Linked DNA regions of Homo sapiens: regions 1 and 3 are each linked to region 2. The links are chromatin loops, found by intact Hi-C in ENCODE. Cell type or tissue: PC-9. All regions are shown on one strand. Links, peaks and the distances in the headings refer to the core of each region. The heading gives the core; the rest is flanking DNA. Region 1 has its middle 21 kb from the start of ITPR2. Region 2 overlaps MRPS35-DT (MRPS35 divergent transcript). Region 3 overlaps BMAL2 (basic helix-loop-helix ARNT like 2).

Region 1 (10,421 bases), core at 1,498-9,497, 850 kb after region 2:
GTGGCTTACGCCTGTAATCCCAGCACTTTGGGAGGGCAAGACGAGAGGATCACCTGAGGTCAGGAGTTTGAGACCAGCCTGACCAACATGGTGAAACCTCATCTCTACTAAAAATACAAAAATTAGCCAGGCATGGTGCCATGTGCCTGTAAGTCCCAGCTACTCAGGAGGCTGAGGTAGGAAAATTGCTTGAGCCTGGGAAGCGGAGGTTTCAGTGAGCTGAGACCACATCACTGCACTCCAGCCTGGACAACAGAGCCAGACTCTGTCTCCAAAAAAAAAAAAAAAAGAAAAATTGAAAAATATAGACTAAATGAAATATAAGATCACGAATAAATGATGGTTCCCCAAACCAAGAGGGTTTCTTGGTTTTTCCCTTTGTCCTCCCCTATTCAACAATTTGATGATTTAATTAATTACACAGGAAGACACGCTTATAAAAATATCGGAAGATTCCATGAAGACCAAAGGACTGTGCACAGTTGGATATCAGAAGCAGTTTTAAATTAATTCTTCGTAACTGAAGGGTGAGATGAAGCAAGCAAAATAAAATTAATGAGAATAATCATTAAGATTTTGTTCTTATGTCCAGAAAATCAACTATATACATGTAATATGTAGTTTAACTACAATATATGTAAGTAAGACTTTGCAACTTTAGCTAAATATGAGTGTATTAGCTTCTTATTTCTGCTGTAACAAATAACCACACCCTTAGTGGCTTAAAGGAACATAAATTTATTCTCTGACAGTCCTGGAGGTCAGAGGCTAAATGGGCCAGCAGGGCTGCGTTCCCTCTGGAGGCTCTGGGGAGAACTGGTTTCCTTGCCTTTTCCAAATTCTAGAGACTGCTCACATTCCTTGGCCCATGGTCCTGCATTACTTCAGTGACCACTTCGATGGTCACATGTCCTTCTCTGACTCTGACCTTCTTGCCTCCTTCTTGTAAGAATCCTTGTGATTATATTGACCCACCTAGATAATCCAGGATAATTTCCCCTTCTCAAGATACTTGATTTAACCACATCTGCGAGGTCTTTTTTTGCCATGTAAGTCAACATATTCACAGGCTCTAGGGATTAAGACGTGGACCTTAATAATGGTCCTTTGGGGAACCATTATTCAGCCTACTATAGTGAGTCAATAGTGTGATTGCCATGAAAGTTGTGGAATCATTAAATGCATTGATATTTTCAATGAAATATTATTTTGATAATATGTAATAAATAATATAGCAAACAATAAATATATTTATATAACATATATTTATAATAAATACAACATATTTATATAACATAATATTTTTATAACATATAGTATATATTATATGTAATAAATATTACATATACAAATACAGTACTCAAATTATATATATATATAAATATAATACTCAAATAAGAGATTATAATTTCACTCTACCCTTCCTTATCAGAGAATACTGAGATAATTATCTTCAGCTCTGGGCACTACACTTTAAATTATAATCATACTGAGATACAATCAGAGAAATATTATAAAAGGACATAAGAAGGTGAAAAGAAAGGAAGTTGAGATGTGCACTGGAGAAAAAAGTTGCGTAAGTGTATGATAGCTACCTTCTTTCTTTGAAGGGTGAGCATATGGAATAAACATTAGCTTTGTTGTGACAAATTTTGATGGGGGTAAATCCGGAATTGCTGGAAACAGCAGGCAGATGATTTCAGCGGAATGGAAGAAAGTGCCGTCCAACCTGCAATGGGTTCTCTTGACAGCTATTGAGTTCTCTGTCACTGGAGACTCTGCACAGACTCCTTGTGATTTATTTTTAAAAAGTGAAAACACATGGAGAGTACTAAGCCAGATCAAGGTCAATACCCCTCCCACATTTCAGGTTTTGTGATTCTAATGACTAAATGTTCCTGCTTCAGGGAAGGCAAGAGAAACAACCAGAGCAGCAGAGCCAGGCAGCAGATAAGGCCTTTGTAATGGGCTGAATGGGCTGTTTTGACGACTGACAGTTTTACGATGGAATAACTTCCTCTGTTTGTCCTATAATGAGTGTTTGTACCTTGAGTTTGCAGCAAACTCCTTGCCCTGTGAACATTTCCAGATGGATTTCAAAGAAAGGAAATGGTTTTGCTTAAGTGACAAACTAACAGAATTCCTGCTGATTAATTTTTTTTCCTTATTGTCTTTATCACAGGCAATAGGTAGCTATTTGTTTCAGGGCACTAAATCTAAAGTCTTATGATTTCAAGATAAAAGTTCACATTAATTTTATTTACACAGTCTGTGATTTCCTTCATGCCTAAACTTTATGTGAATTCTTTTATTTTGAATACAGAAATATGAACGTTATTATTCCAAAAACATCTTAACACCTTCTCATAGCAAGTGTTACTTTCCGAGGAAGTTGTCAATCTACTCACTTTCTATTTTACAAATAAGAATTTTCCTCTCACTCTTTTTGGTTATTTTGCACATTTCCCTCTCTTTCTTAACCCTACCACTTTCTCTTACTGTTCCCTTTGCTTTGTCCTAGTTCATTGCGAACAAAAGGCATTAGACTGAGCGCTCAGATATTTTCCACAGCAATCCTGTGAACATTCCCACTTCTGCACCTATCATCTTCCTGCTCCTTCTATTTTAATGAAAGAAGTGTCCCTCCTTCTTGAAGGGTCAGTCCCATCATTTGCTCTCTGGATCCTCTTCCATTTCCAAGGACTTCACCAAAACTGTTCTTGGCAAGCTCATTAGTGACCTCCAAATTGCCTAATTCAAAGGACACTTTTCAGTTCTTATCTTAATTTATTGCTCAGTAGCATTTGATACAGTTTTATATTTTTAATCTCATCCTGTCTAGTGAGTTTCAGTTCTATATATCCCAGTTAATTTACAAACATTACCAATTGGATGTGTCAAGCATCTGGAACTTCAGTCGTTCAAAACTGGACTTTTATCTTCCGACTCTTCCGAGAAGAGCCAAACCTATTTCCCTCCTGTTTTCCACACCTCATTTAGTAGCCCTATCATTTTCCCCATTGTCCAACCCATATGCTGGAAGCCATCTTTGATTTTTTCTCTTCCTTCCCACCTCCATCCAATCCATCATTAAATCTTTTGATTCCACCTAATTTTAAGCAAGTCAACTTCTTTTTCTACCACCACAGGCATTCATACCAATATTATTTCTTGCCTAGACTACTACATTAGCCTTCTCACTTGTGCACCTACATTAATTCTTGTTCTTTTGGGGTCCCTTCTTCACACAGCAGACAAAGCAATCTTGTGTCATATGTTGCTGAGCAGTAGGCCTGCAAGGTGTCCATTAGACAAACAAGTACAGATGTCTAGGCAGTTGGATATAGACTTTGGGGTTCAAGTTGGAGTGGAAAATTTGTGAGTGAAGGTAGACTGAGAAGAGAGAGGTCCAATGTCTGAGCCCTGGGGCACTCTATTGTTTAAATGTTGAAAATATAAAAAAAGAACTAGCAAAAGAGACTGAGAAGTAGTGCAGTACAAGGAAAACCAGTAAGTGTGGTGTCCGTGGAAGCCAAGAAAATGTATCAAAGAGGAGGGAGCCATCAGCTGTACAAAATGCTGCCAGTAGGTCAAGTAAGATGAAGACACATAAATAACTGATCATTCCTTTAGCATCATGAAAGTCACAGGTGACCTTGACAAGAGCAGCTTCAGTGGATTAATGGGGCAGAGCCACAGAGTTTAAAAGAAAATGGGAGGGGAAAAACTAGAGACAGTAAATATACACAGTTCTTTGTGAGAGATTTTCTGTAAGGGGATTAGCTGGGGTTGGGGTGAGTTCATAACAGCAGGATGAGAGGCATAGAAAATGGCACAGATGCATTGGCAGGTGCTTGTGGAAATTCCGTTTTGATTGCTTCTATTTTTTCCTTGAAACAGGAAGCAAGACTATCAGCAGGTTGAGAGTAAGGATTGGGGAGAAGGTGTTGGCATTTGAGGAGGGGAGGGAGAAGGCATGAAGTAGTCATCTAACAGAAAGAATGGATTAAGAGAATGTATTATGACTCCCACACTCACTTGAGGTTCAGTAGTTATGAATTCAGAATGAGACTGGCCAGTGTGGTTTCACATTTTTCTCTAGTCATATGAGTTGGGGGTGCAGGAATAGAGTAGGCTGAACATTGGATTTAACCAGGGTTGGAGTTTATCAGGTGAATAATACAAAGAAGAAAAGGACAAAGAGAGTTGAAGATAGTGCATGGGAATGATTGTAATAATTAACTGTAATCCAACTGAGTTAGAAGGGAAAATAGGGCATGTGAGAGGCTGGTTACCACGTAATAGTGGTGAATCAATGGGATTATGGGGTTGAAGGCTGCTGGAGTTAGGGTATTTAGGGGGTGCAAGTAGAAAGATAGGATGTAGATGCTAGTAAGGGAGTAAGCTGCTTGAAAATGATATTGGGCCAGGTGCAATGGCTCATGCCTGTAATTCTGGCACTTTGGGAAGCTGAGGTGGGTGGATGGCTTGAACCTGGGAACTCAAGACCACCTGGGCAATACATGTACACTTCATCTCTACAAAAAATTAGAAAAAAATTAGCCAGGCATGGTGGAGTGCACCTGTGGTCCCAGCTACTTGGGAGTCTGAGGTGAGAGGATCACCTGAACTCAGAAAGAGGAGGCTGCAGTGAGCTGTGATAGTGCCACTGTACTCCAGCCTGGATGAGAGAGTGAGCCCCTGTCTCACAAAAAGAAAGGAAGGAAGGAAGGGAGGGAAGGAAGGAAGGAAAAAGAAAAGAAAGAAAGAAAGAAAAGAGAAGAAAAGAAAGAAAGAGAAAGAAAGAAGAGAGGGGAAAATATATATTATGGGTTGTAACTATTGGTAATTGGTAATGATGGATCAACCACATGCTTATAGAGTGACGGGCTAAAGCAGAGAGGAGGAATTGGGATTAAGCGAAAGACCAGGTAGGTCATTTATATAGATATTGAAAGTATTATGAGTTGTGACCAGAAACGTGTTGGCAAGAGTAACAGTTAGCTAGGAGCTAAATCTGCAAGGAATTGAGGATGATTCAGGGGTCCATAGGTAACTGTGGCAAGGATGAACAATGTATATTTATAGTCTGATTACATCAAATATTCAAACCTGGGAGCCACAGGGCAGTAAAACTAAAAAAAAAAAATAATGCTAGAATGTAATAGATCTCATAGAATAGTACAAAGTGCTCTCAGAATACTTGTTAAATGGTTTGTTAAAATATGTATTGCTGGGCCTCACCCCTCAGAGTTTCTGCTACAGTAGTTCTGGGATGGGATCTGATAATTTGCATTTCTAACATATTCCCAGCTGACGCTCTGATGATGGTCCAGGAACCACACTTTGAGAGCCTGTGTGCTAGGAACATTCAGAAGGGGAAGGGGTTGCTTCTGGTTGGAGAGATCAAGGAAAGTTCCTGGAGAATATTTTTTATTTATTTCTCTGCATGTGGTTAGAAACAGTGGCTTGACATAATCAAATACCATACATTGACTAATTAGAAGAAAAGTTGTACTTTTATGTTGGGTTACATATTTCCCGGCTCTGCAAGTCAGAAGCATAGAGGAAATGTAGTTCCTTCATTTGTCTAAAACCTCACTGTCTGCTGCTGATCTGATCAACGCACGGCTCCACCTGCTGGATGGCCAGGAAACGGCCACTTCAGTCACTTCTTTAAAATTTGATCCAGTGACAAAAAATGTAAACAATCTCTTGAGGTAAATGTCTACTCTCTTTTGAAGAAAATGTGTGATCTTTCAGATTTCACCTGGCGGTATGTGGTTTTGTGACCTTGTGGCTGTGGGGGGCTGGGGTTCCGAGGTCCACGTGATGTCCTCGTTCTGTGCTCAGGCCTCTCTGGCGCAATGTCTCTTGTCAGGTTGCTGCCCGTTCTGTTGGCACTCCTGGCTGAGGTCCACCAGAGGTTTAACCTATGTCTGGGTCACTTTCTCAGTTTGATGGAGCCCAGTGGTTCTCCTTGACTGACTTGGCAGTACCTTGCTCATTGTGGTCCTTTCTGAGTTTCTGCCCTGTTCTCTATCTGGCCCCTGGCCCAGTGGATGATGGGATCATCTCACCCTTTGCCACAGAATTGGGAGGGATTTGCTGCAGTGGCCCTGCGGCAACCCCACTGGGTCTCAGTTCATGTGCCTTCACATTCTCACTCTCGGGACCAGCACTTTGGCTCCTATCTGAACCATATAGGAGTAGAGGTAAACCTGGGGACCTGGCTTTAACCTCCCTTTCTGCCCCATTACACCGAGTCACAGCTTTTTCTCTGACATGGCACCCCACTTGTCCGCATTAGTGTGAGGAGTGCCCAAGAGGCAGCCTCCCCTCCAAACCCTACTGGAAGCAGGGCAAGACCCCTGTCCCCAGCATGGGCCTCAGCTGAGCTTTAAAGACCCAGCGTGAGCAGGTCAGAGCATCGCACTTGGCCTCCTTGCTTCCTCTCTTGTCCTTTCTTTTACTCTATTTCATGCATTCTAAGATGCACTCTCCAACCCCCTCCATATTTTCACATCTTTGAAATGGGGTCTTAGAATTCCTGTCATGTTCTAGTTTAATTAGCAGAATGTTTTTCTTTCTTGGTGGTATGGTGGTGCACCTTGTAATCAATGCTGTCTTAGACTCTATCAAATGCAGCATGTCTTCATTTCTCCTGTATCACATTTTCCTACCTTTCACTTTAGCCGCAGTGCTGAGTGCATTAATGGCACCAAAGGCACCTTCCCTACCCTGTGGCAGATGGTCTTTGTTAAGTGGGAGACAAAGAATTTAGTAAATTCTTTTGCCACCAGCCTGGATTTCTAGCTTACTGTCTTGATCAAGAAGCCCCCAAAAGTCCATTCTAGCCATTGTACAATAAGCCTGCAGGCTTGATATCTGAGGTAGAAACCTGATTTAAGGGGTTGGGAGGTATAAAATGGCTCCATTTAATACTTGCAAAATGAATACGATACCTGTTACACATTTAAAAATCAGAGCAAAAAATACTTTCATAAGGGTATTTGCTGATAGTGATGGCAACAGTTTCAAATATGTGGTCATCTCAATAAATTTTAATTGCTAATAATAACTAAATTTCTAAAATTAATTGGAAAGTATTAATATAGATTGAACTATCTTTAAATTCCTTATAATTGAAGTAAGCATTTGAAAAACAAAGCACATAAAATGTATTCATAATGGAAATATCTATTGCTTAGATATTCCAAATTCCATTTGGAAACCAGCTTTTCTCACTAAGGAATAGATATTATCTAGGATTGTCCCATTTTTATAAAATATATTATCTGTATAAATATACATAAATAACAAATGCTAAAAGGGGCCAGGCGCAGTGGCTCATGCCTGTAAATCCAGCACTTTGAAAAGCTGAGGCAGGTGGGCCACTTGAGGTCAGGAGTTCAAGACCAGCCTTGCCAATATAGTGAAACCCCATCTCTACTAAAAATACAAAAGTTAGCCAAGTGTGGTGGCACACACCTGTTGTCCCAGCTACTCAGGAGGCTGATGTAGGAGAATCACTTGAACCCGGGAGATGGAGGTTGCAGTGAGCCAAGATCACACCACTGCACTCCAGCCTGGGCAACAGAGCGAGACTCCGTCTCAAATAATAATAATAATAATAAATGCTAAAAGAGTACACCGTGATGATTAGAGCACTTATCTCTGGAAGGATAAATGGGAGTTTTTTCCCTCTAATTAATCTTTATTTTCTATTTTTCTACTAAAGCATGATTTATTTGTACATTATTTAAAAATTAGGCATAGTTACTACAATTAGGATTAACAATGAAAAGATAGATTTGAAAAAGAAAATTATGATTTAATTTCTGATTTATGGATGAGTCACCCAATTTGTTTGGTCCTTAGTTTTTTCATTTCCACATTGGGAAAAAGATGATATTCATCTAGGTGTGGAGATGTTACCAAGTCTGGGAGTGTCCTGTTTGCAAAATCAATAGGAAAATTGAGTTCAAACAAAACAACAAAATAGAAAGGAAAGCACATACCTAAGCTTAAACTCAAGAAATTGGCTATTTCATAGGGCATGAATCATCCAGAGAGCTGCTTCAGTTCTCCACCTTGTTTTGCATTGTTAGTAAACACCAACAGAAACATCCACAAAACTAAGTGTTTTCATTTACCTACAAAATCTTAAATAATTTAAAAATATTAACTGAAGGTTATCTATAGAAATAGTCACCTTATTATTGCTATTTTAGGGACATTAAAGATAATTAATTTTGTTCATTCAGTCAGTTCTCATACTAGGATTGAGTAATATAAAGTTCATGATCATTGATTCCTTTCACTTCTCTCAGGCACACCCTCTACTCCTATAATACATCTTGGACTATGCAGTATGTTGAACAAACCGATGAATAAGGAATTTCCTGTTCGTCTGGAATAGTCAAGTGTTATAGTGACATACAAGAATTTTCATTTTAAAGTTAATGGTGACATTACAGAATGTCTTCCAGGAATATAGATTTGATCTTTAAACATAATTTGTTGCAAATTTACATGGTAATTTCCTCTAGATTACATGGAATTTGGCAATATAAACTTTGGCATTGTCCCACATAGAGAACAGTTACATTTTCTGCTAATAAAGTCCAATTTGAGAAATTCCTCTGTTAACTCAGAATGAAGATAAAAAATCCAATGGTGGACAAGCTAAGTACACAGCTGGAAGCTCTTAGGGTGTTTTTCATTACAAATTAGGAGATTGATAATAATTGAGAAAATACTCTTTATTTTCTTTGCCCAGAAATGTCACCAAAGAAACAAATTCTAGTAATTTAATTATATACCTCTCAGTCTTGCTTGCATTTACTCTTATCCTTCTTATTTTCAGACCTATAATGACAGCATTTCCCCCCTTTCTTCACTGTACCTATTTGAGTACAGTTCAACTGAGTACGAAAGTAATTCTGAAAATTCTAAAAATTATTAAAATATGTGATAAGTGGCAAAGTTGTTCTAAGCAGTCCTTATTAGGTTAGGCTGATAATTTTGTTATTAGAATTTATGTTTAATATTAATATTTACACAAGTCTGTGTCTTTATACATAGACCATGTTATTGAGAAGGGATTGTGATACGGAGGTTTTTTTCCTTGCTGGGCTTCAATGAGTGCAGGTGAGTTGAACATTGCCAATGAACAATAGGTAGTTGATGATAAGTGACATATGCTGATTTGATAATTACTACAATTTTCTGCTTTGGTTTGGCTTTGCAAACATTTCTTTATTATCCACATTACTACAGACTAACTTTAAAAAGGCATAAGACCAACTGTGTACCCTCAACGGCAATTTTTGCAAATATGACATGAACCCAAAATATACCATATATCTGATTAAAATTAATATGCAAATTTTAAGTCTGTAAAACTTTTTAGAAATTCATAATTTTGCCTTCTTTAGAAGTCATAAAACACATTTGCAAGTGTCATTATATTAAAAATACACTTCCAAAATAATATTCGATTATAAGATGTTCACACACACGAAGCAAACACTATGCATCTATTTCAATTTGGGATGAATAATGAAAACAGATAATAAAAAAATTGGCTTTTATAAGTAGAAAATACTGTTTACAGAAATGCTGAACCTTATTGCTTAGCTATTTTGTTGAGCTAATATATATATATATATATACATATATATATTTTGGAGAGAGGATCTTGCTCTGTCAGCACCCAGTCTGGAGTGCAGTGGTGCCTGGTCCCATCAAAGCCCACTGCAGCCTCAAACACCTGGGCTCAAGCAATCCTTCTGCCCCTGCCCCCTGAGTAGCTGGGACTACAGGCACACGCCACCATGCCTGTCTAATTGAAAGAAAATTTTTTGTAGAGACAGGGTCTTGCTATGTTGCCCAGGCTGTTAATATATTTTGTGATTGAAAATATTTAACATTCTTCTATTTAATACAAATAACTCACCTACCTTTTCTGTAATTGATAGTCTCTACAATTAATAATTTTCTTAAAATATTACGTTTTGAGGGTTTTTTTTGGCATGTATGACTTGGAGGACGTGTGTCATTATACTTATTGTTTATAAATGACCATGTATGGTTTGATTCTTTTTTTTCCCCCTCAGAGTATTGGTTTTCTAAACTCTTATTTCCTCCACCCCACCACGTGCTTTTTAACAACATATATGACCATATCTCCCTGTTACTGGAATGTGGCAGCTCAAGAAATTCAGGGGCTTAATTTTTATTGTGAAGTTGAAGCACAGTCCAGTTTAATTCGGCTTAACATTTTGTTTAGAAAATAAAGAGGAAAATAACCATTTTAGTAGTGGAGGAGATTTTGCCTGCTTCTCACTAGGGTTAGCTCCTGGAAAGAACATGAGAAGGGAGTTGTTCATTTGCTATTTTGTCTCAGTAGGCACCAT
Region 2 (10,421 bases), core at 1,526-9,525:
CTCGAGAGAAGAATCGCATGAACCCGGGAGGCAGAGGTTGCGATGAGCCGAGATCGCGCCATTGCACTCCAGCCTGGGCAATAAAAGCAAAACTCCGCCTCAAAAATAAAATAAAATAAAATAAATTCTCTATTTTCTCTTTATTTTAAAAATTATTTTAATTAATTAATTAATTATTATTATTTTTGAGACAGAGTCTTGCTCTGTTGCTAGGCTGGAATGTGGTAGCAGGACCATGGCCCACTGCAGCCTTGACCTCCCAGGCTCAAGTGATCCTCCTACCTCAGCCTTTCAAGTAGCTGAGGCTACAGGCACGCACCACCACACCCAGCTAATTAAAAAAAAAATTGTTTTTCCAGAGATGAGGTCTCACAGTGTTGCCAGGGCTGGTCTCAAACTCTTGGGTTCAAGCGATCCTCCTGCCTTGGCCTCCCAAAAAAGTGATAGGACTACAGGCGTGAGCTACTGCACCTGGCCTATTTTTTCTATTTTTAAGTTTTTTGTAGAGTTGGGGGTCTTGCTATGTTGTCCAGGCTGGTCCCAAACTCTTGGCTTCATGTGATCCTCCTGCCTTGGCCTCCCAAAATGTCGGGATTACAGGCATGGGTCTGGCCTATTTCCCTATTTTGTCTCAAAGTGACAAAATTATAACAGTAAAAACAACTAAAAATAAACAAAACCGATTCTTGGTAAGCATACAACCAGTAGAGCAGAGGTATGCAGGTGTCCAAGAATATTCTAGCTGTGAACATTCAGTGCGCCATGGACATCAATCAGTAAGGTATGGGAGGGGGACAAATAGCATGAGATGGACAAGTATTTGTAATATTCATCATCTTCATCTTTTCTGGACTTTTACCATCCTGTTATTGTTCCAAAATAGAAGCATGATGTATGAGTTTCCTAGGGGATTGGAACAAAGTACCGTAAACTGGGTGACTTAAAACAACAGAAATTTCCTCTCTCACAATCCTGGAGTCTGGAAAGTCCAAAATCCAGGTGTCGGCAGGGTTGGTTCCTTCTGGAGGTTCTGAGGGAGAATCTGTTCCATGCCTCCCTCCTAGCTTCTAATGGTTGCTGGCACTCCTTGGCTGGTAGACACATCACATCACATCACCTTCTGCCCCCATATTCCAATGGAGTTCTCTCCTCTCCTCGGACTATTTTTAAGATCAAAATCATGGCCTTTTTAATCAGATGGAGGTGAGGTTTGAATCCAGGCTCTGGTTCTTTATGATTTTGGGCAAATCTACCTTATCTTTCTGAGTTTCAGTTTCAAGGAAAATGACAGCAATAATATTTTTCTTACGACAGTCGTGATTAAAGGCATAAATATAAACGGTGGGCATTGGCATTAAGTGTAGGGTCAATGCAACAGCCTCCTTTTCTTGCAAGTTTGTATATTTTAGTAAAGTGCAAGTCCTATACCATAGAAATTTAGGGACAAAAGGAGTATGATCATATTCATACTGTTACCAGCGGCAAATCTGTACAGGTCTGCGGCAACCTCAATTCTTGCCTCCTCAGAAGAAAGAATTTGATCGAGGAACATAAGGCAGAAGGAGAGACAGAAGCGACTTTTAGAGCAGGAGTGAAAGTTTATTAAAAAGCTTCACAGCAGGAACAAAAGGAAGGAAATACACTGGGAAGAGGGCCAAGTGGGCGACTTGAAAGTCAAGTACCCCATTTGACCTTTGACTTAGGGTTTTATACGTTGGCATACTTCTGGGGTCTATGTCCCTTCTCCCCTGATTTTTCCCTTGGGGTGGGCTGTCTGCATGCACAGTGGCTTGCCAGGACTTGGGAGGGGAGCATGCATAGTGTGTTTATTGGAGTCGTATACATGCTTACTTGAGGCATTCTTCCATTAGCAGTTGCACGTCCCTAGAAGATCAAATACCAGTTAAATTCTGCCATTTTGCTTCTTAATGTGCACGCTTGCGCACACTCACCCAGCTCCTGAGATCTTACTGGAAAGTTGCTGATCACTAGTTTCAGGTTTTTTGTATCTATTGGGAGAATGCTATTCCCTGGTGCTGGCTGCAACCAATTATTGTTTTAGAAAGACAGTTAATAACCACCTGACCGTCACCTGATGGTCGCCTGAAATTCCTGGGGTGTGCGTGTGTGTGTGTGGAGGGGGGTGTGTGTATAAGGGGAGCCCTCTCCTGCCCTGCTCATTCATGACTAGCTACCTACTCTAACAATATTTCTTAATTTCTGAGCAAGATATTAAAGACATAGGTCCCCATTCTACCTTGCTATGCGTTCTATCTTTTGTTGTACTCTCTCCCTAAGACTAAAGTGGATAGATGACCAGAGCTAGAGGAGCCAGAAAAATACTTATTGTTTTCCGTGGCATCAAGTACAGTAAGTTTCATTCTATAGTAAAAGTTAAAAATTCATTCATAATGCTATTAATGCTATCAACAAGCAAAAATATCTGTCTTGTGCAGTGTAAAGAGTAAAGCATGTACTATCTTGCACATAGGGGTTACTAAGATTACATAATTTTTCACTTGGCAGTGATCTTAGAGGTGCAATCATTCACTCACGATAAAAATATTTTCTTTGCTGGGTGCAGTGGCTCACTCCTGTACTCTCAACATTTTGGGAGGCTGAGATAGGGGAATCACTTGAGCTCAGGAGTTTAAGCCCAGCCTGGGCAACATAGCAAGAGCCTGTCTCTACAAAAAATACAAAAATTAGCCAGGCATGGTGATGTGTGCCTGTAGTCCCAGCTACTGGGGAGGCTGAGGTGGGAGGATCACTTGAGCCCAGGAGGCAGAGGTTGCAGAAAGCCGAGATAGTGCCACTGCACTCCAGCCTGGGCGACAGAGTGAGACCTGTCTCAAACAAACAAAAAAAATATTTTCTTCAAACTTTGTGACCATGTAATCTAACACATCATAGAAGCTAGGCTGGCTTCATAGACATACAACGTGCCTGCGCTTGGCCTAATGCTTTGCTGTTGCTGTCTTAAAATTCTTAATACTTTTTTTAACAAGGAGTCCTGCATCTTCAGTTTGCACTGGAACCTACAAATTATGTAGCTGGTCCTGTGTAGAACAATTTTAAATATTAAGCTGTCTTACAATTGGTTTTTATTATATTTAAACCTGAATTAATTCAATAAAAGCTACTTTTTAATTTTTTATCTTTATGGATACATAGGAAGTATATATATTTATGGGGTATATGATATATATTGATACAGACATAAAATGTATCATAATCACATCAGGGTAAATGGGGTATCCATCACCTCAAGCGTTTATCCTTTGTATTAAAAAGCTACTTTTAATCAAAACTAACTTCTTTTTTTTTTTTTCTCTTTTTTGAGAAGGAGTCTTGCTCTGTCACCCAGGCTGGAGTGCAGTTGCACAATCTCAGCTCACTGCAACCTCCACCTCCGGGGTCCAAGTCGTTCTCCTGCCTCAGCCTCCCAAGTAGCTGAGATTACAGGCATGTGCCACCATGCCCAACTAATTTTTGTGTTTTTGGTAGAGACAGGGTTTCACCATGTTGGCCAGGCTGGTCTTGAACTCCTGACCTCAAGTGATCCGCCCGCCTCGGCCTCCCAAAGTGCTAGGATTATAGGCGGGAACCACCACACCCGGCCTTCAAAACTAACTTGCTTTATAGTAGGTGAACAAAGTATGTCTATTCACAAGTATGGTAGACAATATGCAAATATAAGGAATAGGTATAGAGACCTTGCAACCTAAATGTTCATCAAAACAGTATGGGTTAAATCTATTATGGTGTATTCATATAATGCAGAGTACTACTAATAGAGGCAGGTGGCAGAGAAATCCTAGGCAGACAGAGGTGGGTCTCCGGTGAAACCCGACCTTCAAGCCAAAAACAGTGTGAAGCCCATGGACCAGAGTGAGAACTTCTATTCCTGTTTGCCCACTCTCTCCCTATTGGTTCTTTCTGAATAATGTATTTTAACCAATCAAATGTTGCCTTTTCCAGTATTACCTACAGTCCACCCCACCGCCATCCTGTGCCTGTAAAGACCCCAGACTCAGTTGGTAGAGGTGGGAGATGGCCTGACTTCAGGGAAGAGACCTCCTGACCTCAGGGGAAGATGAACAGCCCTTCCCATCCCATCTCCAGCTCCCCTCTCGGCTGAGAGCTTTTTCATCGCTCAATAAAATTCTCTGCCCTCACTATCGTTCAATTATCAAGGGTGACCTAATTTTTCTTGGATGCTGGACAAGAGCTTGAGATCCAAGTGTGGGTACCCAGAAAGGCTGTCACACTGACCCTTTGCCCTGGTCAGCAGAGGACAGCCACCCCATGTGAGGGGGCCAGGGGCCAACCGGGCTGCTAACATGCTGCCATCCATCGGGCTGTGGATGGCAGAACTAAAAAAGCTCATCAGCACACTACCACCCCCTCTGGGGCTTTGGGGTCTCAGGCATCCTTGCCTGGGTGCCACTGCATTCCCCTCAAGGCGACACCACTGGTCTGGCTGCGGGCTCTGCACAAAGCTTTCTCCTGCGGTGGCGAAGTGGCAGGCTGGACCCTGGACTCACTCACTCATGTGCTCCCTCCCACAAGGGGCTGAGTGTGGTGGGCCTAGTAGACAGAGCGCCCCTGCTGGGAGTCCAGCAAAGGAGCCGAGAAAAATCCTGCATCACTACTTAAGATACCTGGGCCCCAATCCTGGTTAAACATTAGAATAACCTCAGAAGATTTAAAAAAAAAATTATCTGGACTCCCTCTGAGATGCTGATTAATTGGTCTAGATGTGTTTGGAGCACTAGGGTTTTGTTTTGTTTTTTGTTTAAGTTCTTCAAGTGAATCTAATATTGAGGCAAGATGGAAAACCACTGGTGTCAGCCTTAACAAGGATGAGGTGGATATAAATCTATTAGCATAGAAAATTGTCCACAATATATTGTTAAGTTTTTTTAAAATGCAGGTTATAAGGCATTTATGGATTATGTAATCTCATTTGTGTATTATATTTTTATTTTTATTTTTTTGCAATGCAAATTCTGGAAGGGTCAACAGCAAATTTGAGGCAGTGGATATGAGGATAGAGGAGACACTCCTGAAGACTTCACTTTCTCCATTTCTGTACTTGAATTTTTACACCAAGCATACAGCTTGAAAAAATTAAATGAGTATGCAGTATTTTAAAAATCAACAAAAGCTTCACATTTTAATTTTCACTTGAAAAAAAAACATGGTGAGTCTGATTTATGGCTTTCAGCTGTTTATAACATGAATACTTACAATTTATACTAGGTTCTCTGAAATTTTCGTAAGCTTACACTTCAGTATATAAAATATTTTCACAAGCTTTGTCTTCTTTGAGTTACGGTCATGTGCCACATAAAGACGTTTCAGTCAACCACTGTGCATATATGATGGTGGTCCCATAAGACTATAATGGAGCTGAAACACTCCTATTCCCTAGTGACATTGTGGCTATTGTGACATCATAGCACAATTACTTTATTGTTTTATAAATGTATCACAGCCTAAGTGAACAGTGTTTGTGAAGTCTACAGTAGCATACAGTAATGTCCTAGGCCTTCACATTCACTCACCACTCACTGATTCACCCAGAGCAACTTCCAGTCCTGCAAGCCCCATTTGTTGTAAGTGCCCCATATAAGTGTACTATGTTTTACCTTTTATACCTTATTTTTACTGTACCTTTTTTTGTGTTTAGATATGTTTAAATACACAAATATTTACCATTGTGTTCCAGTTGCCTACAGTATTGGTAAAGTAACATGCTGTACAGGCTTGTAGCCTAGGAGCTATGCCACATAGCCTAGGTGTGTAGTTGGCTGTACTGTCTAGGTCTGTGTAAGTACACTTTCTTATGTTCACAAAACAATGAAATTGCCTAACAATGCATTTCTCAGAACATATCCCCATTAAGCAATGCATGATTGTAGTTGAAGTCATTCCCATTTTACAAATAAGGAAGCAAAAAGTTAAGCCACTTGACTCTGCTCTTATGAGCATTGAAACTCAAATCCGCATCTGATTCCAAGTTGCATGTTCTTTACATCACCTCCTTCTTGAGAGTGTACTCCACACAGCATTCCTGCAGACAGGGGTCGCTATACACCGAGGAAACATTAATTGACTGAGGACTATAACCTCCCAGAAGCATTGAACATGGGAACCGTTATTACTTAACACTTTAAAAGATGCCACCTGGGCTTATTCATGCCCAGTTTACTGAAGGCAAAGGGCTAAAATGCTTTTTTAATTTAAAAAATTGTATTTGCTTAGAAGTATTCAGAATGTCAACAAAACAGCTGCAACTTCTTTTTTTTCAATTACAGAGTGGTACTCAGCAGAACAACAACTATATCGTATAAGCTGCATCAGAGACAAATGAAGATGAAAAAACTATCCTCCTATATAACTAATCTGTGCTGTGCCCCAACAAAGCCTGCTTTAAATTTCCGTGCCAATTACAACCCCCATTCTGTATCAGGCAAGGTTAGTGTCTATTAAAAATATCACCAGGACAGGGCTATCTTAAGAGACATTTTGTAATCTGTTAATTGTACAAAAAGACACTGTAATGTTTTTTGTTTGTTTCTGTTTTTGTTTTGTTTTGTTGTTGTTGTTGTTTTGAGATGGAGTCTCGCTCTGCCGCCCAGGCTGGAGTGCGGTGGCGCAATCTTGGCTCACTGCAAGCTCTGCCTCCCGGGTTCATGCCATTCTCCTGCCTCAGCCTCCCAAGTAGCTGGGACTACAGGCACCCGCCACCATGCCTGGCTAATTTTTTTGTATTTTTAGTAGAGACGGGGTTTCACCGTGTTAGCCAGGATGGTCTCGATCTCTTGACCTCATGATCCACCCACCTTGGCCTCCCAAAGTCCTGGGATTACAGGTGTGAGCCACCGCGCCCAGCTGACACTGTAATGCTTAAAAACAAATCTTACACAGCCTTACATTTCAATTTTTTTTTCTTTAAAAGGAGTGAGTTGTATACAGGGGTTGTTAAATTCTTTATAGACAAGAGAAAGACTGCTACAACCAACTCGTTTATCATCATCTTCTTCTTCTCCTTCCTCCTCATCCTCCTCTTCTTTTTTTCTTTTTTTTTCAGCCTTGGCAATTCCCTTTGTTGCTGCATGAGGCTTTCCTTTAGCTCAGTCTGCTACAATATCCTTTTCATATTTGTCCTTCAGCTTCGCAGCCTTCTTTTCATAAGGCTGCTTGTCATCTGCAACAGTGTCATTCCACCTCTCTCCCAGTTTCTTTGCAAAATCACCAATGTATAGGCCGGGATATTTTCCTTTGACTCAGGGGCAATACTCAGAACACAAGAAAAAAGCCAAAGGAGGCCTCTTGGGCTTTTTTTTTTTTTTTGCCTCTCTTTCTGGAGGGATATAGGTTTTCATTTCTCTTTCATAATGGGTCTTTTGCCTGAGTTTGCCAAGTCTTCAAATTTTCCTTTATAGCAGACCCGGTCCTTTACCTCTCTGGCACTTTTTGGAACAATCTGAGAAGAGGACAGAAGCATCTGGGTGCTGTTTCTTGTGCTCCTTCTGACAAGTATGCATAAAGAATGCGTATAATGACATTTTTGCCTCTTGGGATCTCCTTTGCCCATGTTGAGTTACTTTTTCCTCAGTGAGGCACCCAGTCATGCAGTGCCCACCTGGCAATCACATACCCTGGCACTGTTTCTCTAAAATGCTTTTCTCCATCTTCTGATTTCTTTGGATAAAGGAAAGTCAAAGACAAATTTATTTCTGTCCTTGCATATATTCTTATTATTCAAGACATTTGGAAATACAGCATCTAATTGTTACATGTTTCAAACCCCACATCCAATCATCAGCAAATGCTGTACACTTTACTTTCAACTACATTCTAAATCTGACCTCTTCATACCTCCTCTTGTACGAGTGTGGTCCAGGCCACCTTTTTCTCTCATCTGGGTGACTACAGCTTCCTAGCTGCTTACCTGGGTTCTGCTTCTCTTCTTTTTCTTCTACCATCAAGTCTCCCCCCAGTAATCAAGTGAGGGTTTGTTTGTTTATTTGAGACAGAGTCTTGCTCTGTCACCCAGGCTGGAGTGCAGAGGCACGATCTCGGCTCACTGCAACCTCCGCCTCCTGGGTTCAAGCGATTCTCCTGCCTCAGTCTCCTGAGTAGCTGAAATTACAAGCATGTGCCATCATGCCAGGCTAATTTTTATGTTTTTAGTAGAGACGGGGTTTCACCATGTTGGCCAGGCTGGTCTTGAATTCCTGGCCTCAAGTGATTCACCCACCTTGGCCTCCCAAAGTGCTGGGATTACAGGTGTGAGCCACCATGCCTGGCTTCAAGTGAGGCTTTTAACGTACAGGTCAGTCAAGACATTTCTCTCCCCCATCACTCAGAATAGTTGAGTCCTTACTTCAGCTTACAAGTTTGACCAGCTTGATGAGTTTGCTGGCTACTTCTGCAAACTCATCTCCCACCTCTCGCCTCCAGCTCACTCTGCTCCGTCCACGTCAGCCTCCTTTGCTATCCACATTCACATCTACTCCCATTCCAGGTCCTTTGCATTTGCAGTTCTTTGTGCCTAGAACACCCTTTCCCAAATGTCTGCACTGATGCTCAGTGTCTTCCTTCAGATTTCTAGCTAATTGCCCCCTCCTCGCTGAGGCCTTCCTTCACCACCCAATATAAAATAGCACCTCCTAACATTCTTTATTCCCTGATCATGCTTTTTCTTTACATTACTCATGATGTAATTTAAAATTGATTATTGTTTGAGACAGGGTCTCACTGTTGCCCAGGCTGGAGTGCAGTGGCTGGTTCTGGGCTCACTGTAACCTCCTCCTCCTGGGCTCAAGCGATCTTCCCACCTCAGCCTCCCAAGTAGCTGGGACTACAGGCACACACCACCACACCAGGCTAATTTTTGTATTTTTAGTAGAGACAGGGTTTCATCATGTTGTCCAGGCTGGTTCCAAATTCCTGAACTCAAGTGATCCGCCGGCCTCAGCCTCCCAAAGTGCTGGGATTACTACAGGCGTGAGATGTTTTGAAAATATGCATTTAAACATCTGCACGTGTTTGTCTGTCTTCCACCATTAAGATATAAACTCCCTGAGACTAGGAACTTTGTTCTTTGTACTGCTAGATTGGCAGGGCACAGAACAAGCCCGACATGTAATAGGCACTCAGCAATTATGTTTGAATGAATCTATCTTCCATTTACACTTTTAAGCCTTTTTTTTTTTTTTGGCAATATATTAACCCAAATTGCAAAAGCTAAGCTTGACTCTATGCTATTGGAGACTTCACTACCAAAAAGAAGAAACAGATGTCTCTGCCAATACTCACCTTCTTTTAAAAAAGTCCTTTTTAATTGACAAGTAATTGTGTATATCAATACTCCATTTTATTAAACACTCTTTCATGCCAGCTTCTAATGAAGGACAACTACAAGGCCACAGATATGTTCTTCCTATTCCAGGTTCCTCAAGGAGAGGGCTATGGGGGTGAATAAACATTGACGGGAGGGAAAACAAAGCCATTTCTTGAGGCTGAAGAGAATATACATCCCTTTCTTCTTTCCTGAAGCTGCAGGCATCATGGGGATTATGAATGCTCCTTTCCTCGCTTTCCCCCAGGACTTCTTTGGGAGATAAAGTTGAAGAGAAGGGATTTGGGGGTTGGTGTTCCCCAATGTTGCAAGGCGTATTTTAATTTGAAGAACACCAGGCTCAATGGAAAGAAAACAGGGCATGCACTTAAGCCTAAATCTAGATTGAAGTTAATGACGCGCCTTTAGATTCACTGTGGATCCTGTTTACTGGGCTGGATAAAGAATCAAAGAGTGGATCTGGATTATCGTACTAAGCACTTTTGATTTTTTTTTCTTTTTTCTTTTTTTTTTTTTTTGAGACGGAGTCTCTCTTTGTCACCCAGGCTGGAGTGCAGTGGCGCCATCTTAGCTCACTCCAACCTCCACTTCCCGGGTTCAAGTGATTCTCCTGCCTCAGCCTCCTGAGTAGCTGGGATTACAGGCATGTGCCACGGCTAATTTTTGTGTTTTTAGTAGAGATGGGGTTTCACCATGTTGGTCAGGTTAGTCTTGAACTCCTGACCTCGTGATCTGCCTGCCTCAGCCTCCCAAAGTGCCGGGATTACAGGTGTGAGCCACCGCGCTTGGCTATTCTTAATTCTATAACGAATAGCAGTTCTACGAGGTGGGTATTGTCATCTCCGGTTTTTAGATAGGAAAATCAGGAGGCATTAGGGCTACAGAAGAAATCAAATGGCACCCTCAAGTCTACCTAAGGAAAAAGTACATCTACAGGGTGGGGGCAGGGTGCAAGGAACTAACAAAGAATGATGAAGCACCCCGGAAGGGACAATGGCCTGAGAGGGGAAGGGGAGGGAGCTGGAGTCTCAGAGAAGGGCCAGCT
Region 3 (10,421 bases), core at 731-8,730, 280 kb after region 2:
ATTTTAGTGTAGTTTTGTAAAAAAAAAAAAAAAAAAGTACATTTATTTCATGTATTTACCCCCAAGGTAAAATGTAACAGGTTTCCTCCTGGACAGGAGTAAATGTGAGAAGCATTGCCTTAAAGTCAGCCAGGAGCCAGGAGTGTCTAAGAAACTGTCATTCCAAGGCCAGAGGCACACAGCTGGACAAGAATTTAAGACAATTCTTTACTGACTCCCTCAACACACAATGCCTTAAGCAATGGACAGAGTCCTCCACAGTGACTAGTGGCTGAGTATTTTAAAAAAAAAAAAAAGGTGGCCAAGATTAACATTAAAAAGGTGTGACACAGCTTTCTCTGCCTTGCCTCCCCTCCTCAACAAAAAACAACCAAAACAGCCAAACAAAAAGATTGAGGCTCACATACTCAAAGTGCCTTTGCAAAAATTATGACAGTGAGAAAAATCTGACATAGGAAAATTATGACAGTGATAGAAATCTGACCTAACCAGCTCCATCTTGCTTCTAACTTCCAAGGTGTCCTTGTTCATTCCTGGGTGTAGGTTGAATTAACTTTGGGAGGGATTTAGTTTATAGTTTAACTTTGAAACAAAGATGCTAACAGCCCCTCCCTGAAACAAAACCACTCCTTGCCTGGGGACCAGACTGCCTTTGTAAAACTAACAAATTATTTACAAGATCAGAAATTATGGCTCAGGAGTATTCCCAACCTCCCCAATTGCTCCTGTGGATAACATCACTATTGTAAAACCTAACATTGGTGTTCAGAGATGTTTCTGATGAACCAACTGGTGTCACCCACAAGGGTAATCCGGTTCAACTAGTTCTGCAATCCCATCCAGGAACAGAAGACAGCAAGAAAAACCAGCTTCAACCCCATATGATTTCATCCTTAACCCGACCAATCAGCATTCCCCATTCCCTACCCTTCTGCCTGCCGAAGTATCTTTAACAAACTCTCACCTTCAAACTCTGGGGATGGCTGATTTGAGTAACAATAAAACTCCAGTCTCCCATTTACTTGGCTCTGCGTTTATGAAACTCTTTATTGCAATTTCCCCATCTTGATAAATCGGTTCTATCTGGACAGCAGGCAAGAAGAGCCCGCTGTGTGGTTGCAGTACCTACACCAATTCTAGGGAGTCAACCATCATGAATTACAAGAGGTTCTCTTGTCCCTTCTGCACATCCCTTCCCCTCTCTGGCTCCAGGCTGTCTGGCTGTTGGCTATTTCTGACGTCTTTTCCCCTTCAAGGGTGCCTTTAAAGTTCATTTTAATGTATTTAATCAGAATTAAAATGTTATAAACGGAAGGCAAAATAAGCAGTAGGGTAGGCAAAATAAGTAGGTAGGCCTCCTGAGGCCCTCTGTTCCCTACTCTACTTTCCTCAGAAGAGCCCTAGAATAAGAGGTCTGTGGATACGTCCATTTGTTGTTTGTGAATGGCAAGATCAGCGGTTCTCAAAGTGTGGTCCCCAGGCCAGATGCCTCAGCATCACATGACAACTTACTGGAAATGCAAATTCCCAAGCTCCAAGTCAGACCAACTGAATCAGAAATTATGGGCGTGAGGAGACCCATAATCTGTGTTTTAACAAGTCCTCCATGTAATTCTGATGCAAATAAATTTGAAAACCACTGGGCTGGATAAATAGGAAAAAACTGCCAGAGTATAACATATTTTGATGACTCTTCACAAGCAAAGTTAAAGCCTGACCTTCCCATACTCTATTAGCACTTTGCACATCCCTTTAAAGTAGCAGCTATCACATTCTATAGTTACTGCTTTCCACTGTCTTTCTACCAAACTGTAGTCTCTTAAGAGCAGGGACTGTGGCGTTTTCAATTGTCTCTAAGAGCATAGCACAGGATAAATAAGTGCTTACTTATTTGAAACAAATTGTCATTGAAACAAATGATGTCATTTATTAGGAACCATTTCAACTTTCTTTTAAAATGCCTTATAGATGTCCACCTTAGCAAACAAAATTGTTTACCTCTTTGTGCTGTAGATATACGTCTTCCCAAACACCCTACCTCAGTTGGGTTCTCTAGGTACTTAACGCTTTCCCATTGGTTATGAATTTCTACTGTTATTTGGGTTAAACTTTTGCAAGGCTTAAATTACTGTTGTACTACTTATATATTTGTTTGCTATATAGTCTCAGGAATTTTTTACTAACTTAATGATGAAGCTTCTCTATAACACTAATTTCCAACATTTATTATCATACTGTAGAGCTTATAAATTAACATATAATGATCATTGTTAAAATTACTGTCAGACAATGTGTAAGCACTTTACATAAGCTAATTTAATCCTCACTAAAGCTCTGCAAGGGTATTTACAAATGAAGTCTACTTTACGAATGAAGAAACTGAGGCTCAAAAGCTTCAGTGTGCCGCTCATCTCAGCTTTCTCTCCCATCCTCCATACTCACATATCCAACTATCTGCTAGACATCACCTGAACACAATTTGTCTAGAAGTGATGCATCTTCTACCCCAAAGTTGTCTCTCCTCATGTAACTCTTACCTCTTGAACAGCACTGCAATCCAGACCCCTGGGGCCAGAAACTTGAGTCATTGTTCACTGCTTTTGCTTCAACATTTCCCATATGCAATTGGTCCTCAAGTTCTTGCCATCCTACTTCTGTAATACAAATCTCTTAAATCTGTATCCTCTTCACCTTCACAGCCTCTTGTGCTGGCAGTGGGAGACCTGGGGAAGAGGAGAGTCCAGTGTGTTGGAAGATCCCCATGGGAGATCCCCAGATTCCAACAGGGCTGCCTCGCCAAACTTCAACCCAAGGTTGAGCATGTATCACAGCCTGGCTAATCTGTATATTCCAGGCTGTTGACCTGGAAAGAACCTACTGCTTATTTTGCCTTCCCTTCCTAACATTTTAATTCTGATTAAATAAATTAAAATAAACTTTAAAGGCATCCTTGAAGGGGAAAAGATGTCAGATGCCAACAGCTAGACAGCCTGGGGCCTGAGGGAGGACAGGGTTATCTGCAGAAGGGACAATAGAACCTTATAATTCATGATGGTTGACTCTCTAGAATTAGTGTAGATACTGCAACCACACAACAGAAAGTCCAGGTAAACCAAGTTGATCCAGAGGCCCAGTCAATGCATATGTGCATGTGAATTACTAGGAAATAGAGAGGCTCTCTTTCCACTGAAATTGTCAGGTATAAGAACAATATACGCTTGGAACTTCTGAGTGTCATTATGCGGAGAGGGTCCACCGGAAGATAAAACCAGCTCATAGGAAAGCAAAGCTGAGGGATGGAATGAGGAAGAGGCAGAAAGGGAGGAGGAGAGAGTCAGAGGGACAGATAAGGCTGATGACGTTGGAGTCTGACGTGAGCACAAGGAAACCTTTACTGGTTAAACCACTGAGATTTTGGAGTTGTTACAGCAGTTAGTATACCCTGGGGAACATACCCAGAAATATATATAGTAACAGAGTTCAATGTACCCCTCTGCCCAGTGGTTTGAGGGCACTGGATGGTTTCCTTAATCTATGTTTCCACATTAGAAAGTAGTTAAGGGAGCACTTTTTGGAGGAAGTTTATTAAATTAAAAAAAAAAACTACAAATGAGTAATTATAAAATATAATTTCACTCTTTTCATTATTTACCACAAAAATTTAAAAATACCAATATACAGACGAGCACAAGTGAACTGGAAAAGAGCTAAAAATTGTATAAAAGACAAATCTAAACTCAAGAATATATGAGAAGTGACATACACCATACACTCTCAAGTGAGTTCAGAAAGCATGTTCCGTGCTGGGCAGGTTTTCTTTCCAGGTCAGTTTTTATTGGCACTACACCTGGAAAGCTCTCTAAGCCAAAGTTCTTATGTGTCAGGATCTTCCTAGACCTCCCTTGGAAAGCATTTCTCATAAAACAACTCACACCAGACAGGCTGACTTATTGTAGGCACAAAAATCATAAATGCCTCTCATAGGCCCCATGGAGCTTGGAAAAAAAAGATCTGCTAATGAAAGCATTACAAAAACAGAAAAGTGGCACCTAGTGGCCACTTAGCAGCTTTTCTTTATGGCTTCTAGCTAATCATAGATGTCGGCCTGTCTGCCCGTAACATTGTGCTGGGCAAGTATGAGTCTCCAATTCCAGGGCTCAGTGATGACCCACCTGAGGGGGAGATACCTCTTGGCAGCATGATCTGAAACTGGACACTACTAAACATGGTCTGGGAACTAAATATTGGCTATTTCTTGTACCTGTGCCCCAGATTTTACGGAGATCCCTCAAAGACTATGACAACAAAGACATCCTTTTCTGTCGTGACACTGTAAATAAACACTTTCTTTTAAATTCCATTTATTTACTAAAAGTCTCTATTCTGTACTTTCCTGTTTGTCTTTGTTTCACAATAGATTTCTAAATTTAGTGATGACCATATAACTCATTTCACTTGATTCCAAGTATCATCCTGTAATAACACATCTGATATTTTAAAGTTTATTATTTTCAAAAGTTTAAATTTGGTAACATGGATAGAGACTTGTTATTTGATCTTACAGATTCAAGGATCAATAAATAATTGTTCTTCAAACATGGTATTTAAGGAAAAATATCCTTATGGTATAAACTTTGGTCTACTTCAATAATAACCACTTAATATAATGTTCTAGAGCAGCGCTGTCCAATAGAAATATAATCTGAGCCACATGTATAATTTTATTTTCTTCTAGCCACATTAAAAAAGTAAAAAGATACAAGTAGAACTAATTTTAATGTTTTAATTCAGTATATCCAAAATATCATTTGAACATGTAATTAATATAAAATTATTAATGTGATATTTTACATTCTTTTGGTAATACTAGTCTTCAAAATCTGGTATGTATCTTACATTGATAGCACATCTCACTTTGTACTAGCCACATTGCAAGTGCTCAGTAGCCACATGTGGCTAGTGGCTACTGCACTGGACAGCACAGTTCTAGGTTCCACCCTAACACCCAAGTCCTGTGGATTAGAATCCCAGAATCAGAGCTGGAAGTAAACATAGAGATCAAACCTCCTTTTAAAAATGAGGACGCTGAGGCACAGAGTTTAAATGGCTTGCATGAGGTCATACAGCTAAATTCAGCCTCAACAGGGTCTTCTGATTCCAGGCACTCTTCCCACTCCACTACATTACTGTAGTGGTAATTCTTAGGGTTAAAAAAAGTGTAGAGTAGGCCGGGCGCAGTGGCTCATGCCTGTAATCCCAGCACTTTGGGAGGCCGAAGTGGGCGGATCACGAGGTCAGGAGATCGAGACCATCCTGGCTAACATGGTGAAACCCCGTCTCTACTGAAAATACAAAGCAAAATTAGCCAGGTGTGGTGGCGGGCGCCTGTGGTCCCAGCTGCTCTGGAGGCTGAGGCAGAATGGCGTGAACCCAGGAGGCAGAGATGGCAGTGAGCCAAGATCGCGCCACTGCACTCCAGCCTGGGCGATAGAGCGAGACTCCATCTCAAAAAAAAAAAAAAAAAAAAAAAGAAAAGAAAAGAAAAGTCTAGAGTACTGTTTTTATGATACTTTCGTGCAATTTGTAGATATATTCTTTCTCACGAAAATTCAAAAAATTGACTCGCAGTAGAAAAAAGGAACATAGTGTATACCATAAAAATATGTCACTTCTAACAGCAAAAATCAAATTTAGTTGAAGAAAACTAAAACATTTTGAAGGAAACACAAACCTTAGGAGAGCTACGGTATCATACAATGCATGGATTAGATTTTGAGTCCAGGACAAAAGGATCTACAGAAAAATATTAGAGCGAACTAATAAAGGATCAAACCATGCACAGAGTATTCAACTGGCTATCTGCCCACTGGTCTATGGAATTGAACAGCCCCTCCTCTTGCAAAGAGAAAAAACTGCCACTGTGAGAGGCAGCACTGGTCTCCCTCTAGAAACTCTGCCTCTCAAATCCTGGCATCACGAGGGCAAGTCTGCCCCCATCTGCTTTTGAGGCCATCCAGCTATGATGGCCTACCCTGCCACCCCTGGCTTAGGCAGACTCTTTGGAAGCCAAGTCTAACCTGCAATGGTTCAGTCCCCTAAAAAGTGATATTGGTAGGCAGGCCCCTCTGCTCAATTTAGAGAACACAGGGGATCTTTCATACTTCTTTAGACTTAACTATAACACTTAGGCTGCTGCACACCAATTCTCCCCATCTTGTAGGATTTCTTTGGCTCATTCTAAACCTGATGTCTCTCAGGTCCTCAAGTGTCGGACCAGGAATGGTGCCAACCCTCCAACATTGCTGGGACACTATCAGTTCAAGAGGACAGTGTGCCAATACATCCTTGCCCACGAAGCCCCTGCACATTTCACACTTGAAGGAAACATTTGCTTTTGGTTATTGTCTGTTGGTATGTTTGTCATTAACATGTCTGACAGAAGTTCTAATCTATCACCTACAGCTAAAGAAATAGCATGCAGGGTCAAAATAATGCTTTGTTTTGGCGAGGGGCTCTGAGGGAAATTTTCTGGAAAGATGTAGCACCATATAGAACAGGAAACTGGATTTGAAGCCCACATTGAAGTCTGAGGGCTGCCCCATGAGTTCCCAGCCTATCTGACTTTCATTTGCGAGGCACGAGAGAGAAAATATGGGAGCATACTTGGCAAGCTATGAAGAGCTACTGAAGCAGAAAGTGTTATAAAGTATGATCCCCGAGAAGGTAGACATGCAGTATTTTAAATAATCTTAATTCTTATACTCAATTTGAGCCACCTCTGGATTAATTACTGTTAAAAATGCTCTCCAAATTTTAAATTATAACTAGAAAATTGGTTTTTAAATTATTTCTCATTGCCTCATAATTTTAAACATGTACTTGTCATTTTGTTTTATTACCTTTGGTTACAGGCAATAACTGTAATTGCCTAATTACTTAGAAAGCTACAACTAGTTCCTGGGTCAGTTAGTTAATCATTTAATCTGTGAGACCAATGTTTTCCCAAATGTGTATAAAGAAACTGGTTTATATACATTAAACATTTAAAACTCTATGAATTTAATGTGTGACTGAATTTAATGTGTGACTTTACACAAGACATTTAATCTGCCCGGGCCTACTTTTTTCCTTTAGGACAAATCTATCCCTAAGTATGTTTCCAATGTCAAAAACCTAATCTATCTATAATAGAGATCTTCAGTGATTATATTAAATCTTTTTTTTTACTTTTTTTGAGATGAAGTCTCACTCTGTTGCCCAGACTGGAGTGCAGTGGTGCGATCTCGGCTCACTGCAACCTCTGCCTCCCAGGTTCAAGCAATCCTCTCGCCTCAGCCTCCCAAGCAGTTGGGATTACAGGTGTGTGCCATTAGGTCATGAGGCCTTTGCGCTCATGAATGGACTGTCATTATCGTGGGAGTTGGTTAGTTACCTCAAGAGTGAGTGCCTGGGTAATTTTTTTTGTATTTTTAGTAGAAACGGGGTTTCACCATATTGGCCAGGCTGGTCTTGAACTCCTGACCTCAAGTGATCTGCCCGTCTCAGCCTCCCAAAGTACTGGGATTACAGGCGTGAGCCACCACGTCTGGCCTATTAAGAGTAAATCTTATATGCAGAGGTTAATCCCCAAGATCTAGGGCCCAAGATCCTTCCTTTTCTGTAAGGAAAGCTGAAACTCTTTTGACTTTCTGAGTTTTAAGCAAGAAATCATCTCACTTAAAATTCATCTTAAAGTGCTCAACTGAGCATAAATATCCCAGCTCTGTGCTTGCCTAAGTCTCCAAAGATCAAATACAGTATTCAATGTGATTATGACTATAAATTGCACTGTCCCTTTAAATGTTCAAGTACTCACTGTTTTCTTAAAGTGTGTAAGCCCTATCCTCAATTAAGGAAATTCGCAAGGAATGGAAAATGTTCCAAATTATACAAACCTACTATTATAAATGAATCTTAGACACAAAGGAAAACATCAATATATTACATTACCTCAACTAAAAAAAACTGCATCAAAAATAAAACAAAGCCAAAACAATATGTAAGTAGTATTCTTGGTTAGAAATATTTTAGCAAAAATATGGCAACTAGTGGATTATAAGCCATTTCACTGAATAAAGGAGTCTATAATAAACTTGGTTCTCTTGGGAGGAAAACGTATTTCCCCACATCCCTGTGACAGGAAGATGCAAATCTATAAAAAGTGGTAGAACATTAATAAAAGATACAAACAATATCAATACAGTACTTAAGAATAGTTGAGACAGTTTTTCGTAAATGAAATGCTTTAAAATGTTTCTCATTTTTGGAGTTAAAAATCAAAGGCTAGAGGGTCCACTGGATGTCACTGAAGTCCCCAGGGTCTCCCAGGCCCCCCTCTGCTTCTAAGTAATTCATAAATGCAGCCATGGCTGTGTCATCATTGTCACATAGGGCATCGAAATCCAACTGTGCACCATCACCTATGAATTAAAATACAGGCCTGTGTAAGTAAAGGTGATCAGTAAAGTCATACATTTCACACATTTTGAGGTTAAAAAATGATTGTGATAAAAAATGGCAAAGCAAGGCTAGAAAACCATAAAATGTATTTTTGAAGGCAAAGTATATATCTTAAGCTGCAGATGGCTGATGTATTTTTAAATGGGTTACCTAGTTTTATAACAATCTTCTGTCAGATAAATTGCACCTAATTCATCTGCTACAGAGAAGTAAGCTAGTCTATGAGTTTTCTAATAGGAAATTACACTGCTAAAGGGTACAGACTCTCAGAGAGCTGGAAGGAAGCTAGGAAATTTAGTGTATGTTTGTGTGTGTGTGTGTGTGTGTGTGTGTGTGCACGCGCAAACCCTGGAAGGAGAAAATTTAATCTGCTTATGAAAAAACCCTATCTGTTTAATACTGAAATGAGAAGCCTGAGACAGAAGCATCTTCTAAAGATTTGGAATTTTCTTATAAAAGGGAGATAAATCAGATTTTTATTGAAAAAGGAAGTAAGTAGGAACCATGGAGATGATAATTAATTTAGAGATAAAAGGTTCTAGAAATTAAGGGTTAAAATGCAGATAAAGACTAACCAAAGGTTTGTATATATGTGTCAAAGTACAGTGGAACTTCAGATAATAAATATATGGCTCTATGTGTGTTTAAAGTGGATATCCAAATTCCTTCAAGTCCTTTGCTTCTCTTTAGTGTATGCTTTAGCAGAGCAATGTCAGTCATGGAGGATATGAAACTATATACAATAGTTTGAATTTGTCCACTAAAATTCATGTGTTGGAAACTTAATCCCCAATGCAATGGTGTTGAGAAGTGAGGCCTGATACAAGGTAATTAGGTCATGAGGCCTTTGTGCTCATGAATGGACTGTCATTATCATGGGAGTTGGTTAGTTATCTCAAGAGGGAGTTTGTGATAAAAGTGAGTTTTCCCACATCTTGCTTTCTCGCTCTTACCCTCTCTTGCCCTTCTGCCTTCCGCCATGGGAAGATGAAGCATGAAGGTCCTCATAAGATGCCTGCACTATACTCTTGGACTTCCCAGTCCCCAGAACTGTGAGCCAAATAATTTCTGTTTATTACAAATTACTCCATCTGTGGTATTCTGTTATAGCAGCATAAAACAGACTAAAATACCATGTCACTCAATTTACTTGATCTGGACTTTGCATAAACATTGTTAAAATGAATGATTACATCTTAAACTTTTTTGACTTCTATCCTTTATGAATTCTCGGTAATTCTTGAGAATGGACCTTTTTTCCTAGATAGAAATACCTTGGTTTTAATTAAATTGTGTATTTACCAATACTCATAGCTGATTCCATTGATAACTGAATTCTTAATGACAGAACCATTAAGTAACATCCTTTTTTTTTTTTAGATGGAGTCTTGTTCTGCTGCCCATGCTGGAGTGCAGCAGTACGACATTGGCTCACTGCAACCTCCACTTCCCAGGTTCAAGCGATTTTCCTGTCTCAGCCTCCCGAGTAGCTGGGATTATAGGTGCCTGCCACTACGCCCAGCTAATTTTTTGTATTTTCAGTACAGATAGGGTTTCACCATGTTGGCAAGGCTGGTCTCGAACTCCTGACCTCATGATTCGCCTGCCTTGGCCTCCCAAAGTGCTGGGATTACAGGAATGAGCCACCATGCCCAGCCAATGGTAGCATCCATTTTAAGATTGAGTACAATTATTGTTATTTAGAATTTCGAACAAAAAAAATATTTATTTATTTATTTACTTTTTTTTTTCAGACAAGGTCTCACTCTGTCACCCAGGCTGGAGTGCAGTGGTACAATTACAGCTCACTGCAGCCTTGAACTCCTGGGCTCAAGCAATCCTCCTGCCTTAGCCTCCTAAGTAGCTAAGACTATAGACATGAGCCATCATGCCTAGCTAATTAAAACAATTTTTTTTTCGTA

What was found. Peaks named below come from ENCODE experiments on the same cell type or tissue, not always from the same donor. Only the 100,000 strongest peaks of a DNase experiment are listed, where the experiment ranks them.
Region 1: a loop joins it to region 2, with 8 times the contacts of the local background. A loop is called at or near these places in 4 of 110 quality-filtered maps.
Region 3: it touches region 2 in a loop (9-fold over the local background); 29 of 110 quality-filtered maps call a loop at or near these places.

What each region holds. Positions count from the first base shown.
Region 1 is chr12:26,849,166-26,859,586 of GRCh38, reverse strand. No RefSeq gene overlaps it. Among named protein-coding and RNA genes, the nearest start is that of ITPR2, 21 kb to the right of the region's middle. In PC-9, for the core only: CTCF peaks have their summits at 5,442 and 5,646 (motif pointing left); no DNase peak of the experiment used is centred there.
Region 2 is chr12:27,699,523-27,709,943 of GRCh38, reverse strand. MRPS35-DT (MRPS35 divergent transcript) reads left to right here. Exons shown (of 5, transcript XR_001749448.2): 2 at 5,020-5,206; 3 at 6,324-6,483. It also overlaps the pseudogene HMGB1P49. Among named protein-coding and RNA genes, the nearest start is that of MRPS35-DT, 6.0 kb to the left of the region's middle. RefSeq lists an enhancer at 4,445-4,956. In PC-9, for the core only: CTCF peaks have their summits at 5,881 and 6,092; a DNase peak (open chromatin) is centred at 6,003; H3K27ac peaks cover 744 bases.
Region 3 is chr12:27,418,434-27,428,854 of GRCh38, reverse strand. It overlaps BMAL2 (basic helix-loop-helix ARNT like 2), which reads right to left. Exons shown (of 17, transcript NM_020183.6): 17 at 3,569-8,459. The coding sequence ends at 8,323. All of the region lies in intron 1 of BMAL2-AS1 (BMAL2 antisense RNA 1), which reads left to right. It also overlaps a transcript of SMCO2 not described here. Among named protein-coding and RNA genes, the nearest start is that of BMAL2-AS1, 23 kb to the left of the region's middle. In PC-9, for the core only: CTCF peaks have their summits at 3,878 and 4,078 (motif pointing left); no DNase peak of the experiment used is centred there.